2 separate regions of the Homo sapiens genome follow, and region 1 is linked to region 2. A link is an interaction called in ENCODE POLR2A ChIA-PET data of the cell type or tissue named here. Cell type or tissue: Panc1. All regions are shown on one strand. Links, peaks and the distances in the headings refer to the core of each region. The heading gives the core; the rest is flanking DNA.

The links. Peaks named below come from ENCODE experiments on the same cell type or tissue, not always from the same donor. Only the 100,000 strongest peaks of a DNase experiment are listed, where the experiment ranks them.
Region 1: POLR2A ChIA-PET joins it to region 2 with 11 read pairs; 2 of 35 experiments call an interaction of 5 or more read pairs at or near these places.

What each region holds. Positions count from the first base shown.
Region 1 is chr1:221,815,816-221,818,744 of GRCh38, forward strand. No RefSeq gene overlaps it. Among named protein-coding and RNA genes, the nearest start is that of LINC01655, 23 kb to the right of the region's middle. In Panc1, for the core only: no CTCF peak of the experiment used is centred there; a DNase peak (open chromatin) is centred at 1,252.
Region 2 is chr1:222,249,714-222,252,642 of GRCh38, forward strand. No RefSeq gene overlaps it. Among named protein-coding and RNA genes, the nearest start is that of LINC01705, 190 kb to the left of the region's middle. In Panc1, for the core only: no CTCF peak of the experiment used is centred there; no DNase peak of the experiment used is centred there.

The DNA.
Region 1 (2,929 bases), core at 211-2,710, 430 kb before region 2:
CAAAGGCTGGATGACAGCATATGTATTTATAGCATGGCTTACTCAATATTTAAGCCTATTGTGAGACCTACTGCTCAGAACAAAAAAAGATTCCTTTCAAAATATTACTGTTCACTAACAAAGCACCTAGTCATGCAAGAGTTCTGATGGAAATATACAAGGAGATTAATGTTTTCGTGCCTGCTAACACAACATCTATCTGCAGCCAATGGATCAAGGGGTAATTTTGACTTTCAAGTCTTATTATTTAAGAAATACATTTTTGTAAGGCTATAGCTGCCATAGATAGTGATTTCTCTGATGGCTCTGGTAATGTAAGTTGAAAATCTTCTGGAAAGAATTCACCATTCTACATGCCATCAAGAACATTCATAATTCATGGGAAGAGGTAAAAATACATAGATTAACAGGAGTTTGGAAAAATTTGATTCCAATCTTCATGAACGACTTTAAGGAGTCCAAGATTTTAATGGAAAAAGTGACTATAGGTATGGTAGAAATACCAAGAGAACTAGAGTTAGAAGAACTAGAGCCTGAAGAGGAGATTGAATTGCTGCAATCTCAACTCAAACTTGAACAGACGAAGAGTTGCTTCTTATGGATGAGCAAAAGAAAGTGGTCTCCTGATATGGAATCTACTTCTAGAGAAGACATTGTGAACATTGTTAAAATGACAATAAAGGATTTAGAATATTAAATTAACTTGGTTATTAAAGCAGCAGCAGCAGGGTGTGAGAGGATTGACTTCAATTTTGAATGAAGTTCCACTGTAAGTGAAATGCTATCAAACAGCATCACCTGCTACAGAAAGTTTTTTCCTGAAAGGAAGAGTCAATGAATGTACCAAACTTCATTGTTGCTTTATTTTAATAATTTGCCGCAGCCACTTCAACTTTTAGTAACTACCATTTTGATCTGTCACTATCCATCAACATTGAGGCAATACTCTCCACCAGCAAAAAGGTTATGACTGGCTGAAGGCTGAGATAATTGTTAGTATTGTTCAGCAATAAGTATTTTTAGTTATATCATGTGAGTTGTTTTTAGACATAATGCTTTTGCACACTTAACAGACTACACTATAGCTTAAACATAACTTTTATATGCACTGGGAAACCAAATCTCTGTGATTCAGTTTATTGCTGTGTCCTGGAACTGAGCCTGCAATATCTCCCAGGTATGCCTGTGCTCTGTTCTCTGTTTGAGGTCTTCTTGTTATTCATTTCACGTGTTAATGCATTCACTCATTCACTCATGACCTACAAGAATGTGTTTCTTTACAAACTGCATTTTCTACTAGTGACTCGTCACCACTGAGCTTGAAGATGAGCTAACCATCCAGTATAAAGCACACGGATTTTATTTACATAATGGCAAATGCCCATTGGCTTAGCAGAAAATGCAAAAATGTCTTTTGCTACAGAGAGAGAGTCCATGGCTTGAAAGGATTGAGGACTACTGTAATGGAAGGCACAAAAAGCCTGATTCTGTTCTTACTCAGAAACAACCATATTAACTCACATGATCAACATATATTTTAAAATATCAAAAATAAAACATGGTAACCATAGATAATCATCACTATTTTAAATTGCTGTGAACATTGTGGCCAATGTAATGAGGCTTGAAATAAAAATAAGAGGAATGACTGTGTATGTAAAAGGAGAGGATATATTATTTGTAGAGGGTCAAAATTCTACTTAGAAACCCCAAGAAATGACTTCTAGTGAAGATTGTGCTGTAATTGAAAAACCAAGCCAAAGGATGGAAGAGATATTGACAATACATATAACTGAGAAAAGACTCATATTCAGAATTTGCAAAGACCTCCCACAAATCCATAAGAAAAGACATATCACCCAATACAAAAATGGGCAAAATTTGTGTTTCAATTAAAAAGAGGAAAATGGTCAATAATCCTCTGAAAAAATGCTCAACTTCACTGGTTTTCACAAAGAAAGGGGTGTGCAAACTATGGCCTGCAGGCCAAATCTAACCCACAAGTTGTTTTGGCAGAGCCAGAGAGCAAGGAACGTGTTTTTACATTCTTGAATGGTTGGTTGAAAAACACACAACAACAAACCCAAAGAAACTCAAAGAACAAACCTGGCCCTTAACAAAAAAAGCCTGTTGTAAAAGCATATTAAAACAAAATAAGAGATCACTCCACACCCTTCAGATTGACAAATAAAAGTCTTATTGTACCTCATGCAGGGTTTGATATGGAAGGAGAGCTTGCTCAGATAGCTATCTGGAGGGTGCTTGCATTGGTACAAAGACTGCAGAGAGCAAGTTGGCAATATTTAATAATGTGGAAGGTGAGCATACCCACATACGTCTTAAAGAAACTCTTGCACATTTGCATAAGGCCACACATGTGGGAATGGAAGCACTGTCAATAGCAAAGGCCTATCAGAAGAAAAATGGATAAACACATTGTTGCATATTCACACAATCAAATGCAATACAACTATGAAAATCACTAAAAGAGAACCACTATATCAACATGAATAAATATTACAGTATTTTATTGAGAAAAACTGCAAATAATATATATGCAATAATATAATTTCATAATATTTTAAAACATAATAATCAGATAGTTTTTACTAACATGTAAGTAATATGTATAAACCCATAAAAGGGAGGGCTATGAGCCTAGAAAGTAACTTTGGGCTCATAGACATCTCTGAGAAAAAAGGAGAAGGGACTACTGTTAGGGAGGGGTATGCAGACTTTTCAAATATGTCAATAACGTTTCATCTATGGTTTTATTTAAAAAAAGCATTAGAGGCAAATACGGAAAAAAGTTAAGACTTGCTAAAGTTTGCTGGCAAGCATAATGGTGTTAATTATATCATTTTTTTCTATGTTTGCAAAGAAAATGCAAGAAAATCACTGGATAAAAGTGTAATTAAGAAAGAACTTC
Region 2 (2,929 bases), core at 161-2,660:
TAATTAGGGAAACAAATATAGCTTTAATGATTATTAGAATATTAGCAAGTATATTCTGGTGGCTAAGTTGTGTCATTTAAAAAAGTTCTTTATGACCGTGGTTCACGGAAGAAAGAGAGCAACATAGATTCATTGCTGTAATGACACAGGTCTTCACAGAGGAATTTGGAGTGGAATAACAATAGGAGTTAACATTTATTGAGTAATTCTTATCACTTTAAGACATAATTTTGAGCTGTTTATGTATTAATGCATCTAAGCCTCAAACAACCACATGAAATAGTTATTATAATTTTCTCCATCTACAAAGGAGGAAACTAAATTTCAGAAAGTTTAAGTAATGTGTTCATTGTGCCCAATTAAGCAAGTGGAAGACCTAAAATTCAAACCTGGACAGTCTGACTCCAGACCTCTGCTTTGACCCTTCCTGACGATGTGGGTGCACCTGGTACACCTGCTAACACATGGCACAAAGGTTCTGCAAACTCTACTGAACAATTTGCCATCTGGCTCCTTCCATCTTGGCTCCTTCTTATCCAGTAACTAAATGAGAACTAGAAAAAGCTGTTCTACTTCCAGTCCACGGGTGACCTGCTAAGTAACCTTGGGAGATTTCATATTTCCTGCCACAGCTTTGTCAGCCTTAAATAATGAATTTCAGAAAATATAATTAAGTACAGTTTATTTGAGTGCAAAGCCTGAGGACAGCCACCCAAGACACCAACTCCAAACAAATGGGGTCAGCATTCCAAAGTGGAGAAGTTAAGGTTCCACTTAAATAGAAATCTTAGCAGGATTACAACATTTTCCATACAAGATCAGTGCATATGCCACAGAAATTTAATTGGTTAAAATTGCTACATTCCAAGGCAGATTACTCTATAACTCCCTGAAGAGGGGTAGTGATCTGAGTCAGTGTGTTAGCTCCAGCACTGTTTGGTCTTAATTATTTAGAGAAAAAAGAAAAGAAAAAGGCAGAAGTTGCAGCTGCAAGCCACATGACTTAGATGGCATAGCCACCTTCCTCTCAAGGCTCAGGAAAATTTAAAGCTCCCACCAGGTGCAGTGGCAAATGCTTGTAATCTCAGTACTTTGGGAGGCCAAGGTGGGAGGATCACTTGAGCTCGAGAGTTTGAGACCAGCCTGGGCAACATGGTGAAACCCTGTATCTACTAAAAATACAAAAATTATCTGGGTGTGGTGGCACGTGCCTGTAATCCCAGCTACTCGCTTGAACTCAGGAGGCGGAGATTGCAGTGAGCTGAAATCGTGCCACTACACTCCAGCCTAGCGACAGAGCCAGACTCTGTCTCAAAAAAAAAAAAAAGAAAAGAAAAATCTGGTCTCTACAAAAAATACAAAAATTAGCCGGGTGTGGTGGTGTGCACCTGTAGTCCCAGCTACTCAAGAGGCTGAGGTGGGAGGATCTAGGTTGCAGTGAGCCTAGATCATGCCACTGCACTCCAGCCTGGGCAAAAGATTGAGACCTTGTCTCCAAAAAAAAAAAAAAAAAGTGAACATGGTCAATTTTTTCTTTAAATTATAATTTAAAAAGTGTTAAAAATGTAAAGTTCCAACAGCTTTAAGTTTGAATTATTTCAAGTTTGAATTTTTTAATTTCATAGCTTCTTTATCAGTAAATCCAAAATGATACTTCCACAAATGTACCTCAACTGTCAGAATAAAAGAAACTGTGAGAATAAATGGGAAAGGCTGCTGAAAAATACAAATGACCTAAAAGAGTAAATTAATTGTCATCATTACTATTTATTTTTTACTGTCTATCTAATCCCATGGCCAGAAGGTATATTTCTAACTGTCATCTGTAATGACAAAAGGAAAGTGCGCAGAAGCATGTGCCTGGATCAGCATGGCCCGACAACCTCTGCAGGATGAGTTGCTGTGTGTGCAGGTCCTGCAGCAGATGGAACAGCAAGTGTGCACATCTGTATTATTCAGGTGATGTGTGGATACAGAAGAAGGAGAACGGAAATGACTTTTAGAACCAGTCTTGTTTTCTGCTTGTGTTATTTTATACAGGACTACTTAATGTCTCATTTTCAAAATTGTCTGAATATGCATGTCTTTGATGCAAGCAAGACACAGGGCTCCTAAATAAAAGAAGAAATAGGAATATAAGTAAACAGTAATGAGCTGTTTTTCTTTCTTGTTTAAAATATATTATTCTACTCTGGCAGCATAGAGAAGCCCTAAGGGAGCATTAAGTAGAATTTTAAAAAGCACTTCCTCTGACTCAGTCCATACTAGCTTCGCGATGACACCTCAGCAAACTCAGTTAAATGAATTTCTGAATGAATAATAAGTGACAGAAATCAATCAGGTATCTCTGCTGCTGCCAAATTTACAATATGACAATGTCACTGACTGGGAGAGAGCTAAGATTGGCCTTTGGACCAAGTGTGGGAGGCTTAAAATGCATAATGTGGAAGTTAGAGGACAGGAAGAATCTGTCTTGCATTTGATAACCTGAAAAAGGGGATATAATTAATATCTCTTGGGCTGGCCACATCTGGTGAATTAAAGGGAATTTTTACTTGACCATAGAGAATGCAGGAAAAGAACCATAGATATGACAGAAATATTGGCGAGTATTTATTCATTCATTATTTCACCCATTCATAAATCATTCAGTGATAGTCAAATAACTCACTGTCAAGCATACGCGGCTAGGTGCTGTGGATTAAAAATGAAAGAAGTGGAGTCCCCGATAAAAGGAGCTCACAATGTAGTGACAGAAATAGACATAAGCAAATAAATATAATGTGATGAGTTTATCTTAATTACAGCCATGGGCACAGGGTACTGGGAGAGCCCTTAAGGAGGTGCAGGGAGGCAGGAGGAATGCTTCCCAGAGAAATGACCCTGGAGCTAAGTGTTCAAGTATCAGCATGAAATGAACAGGTGAGGG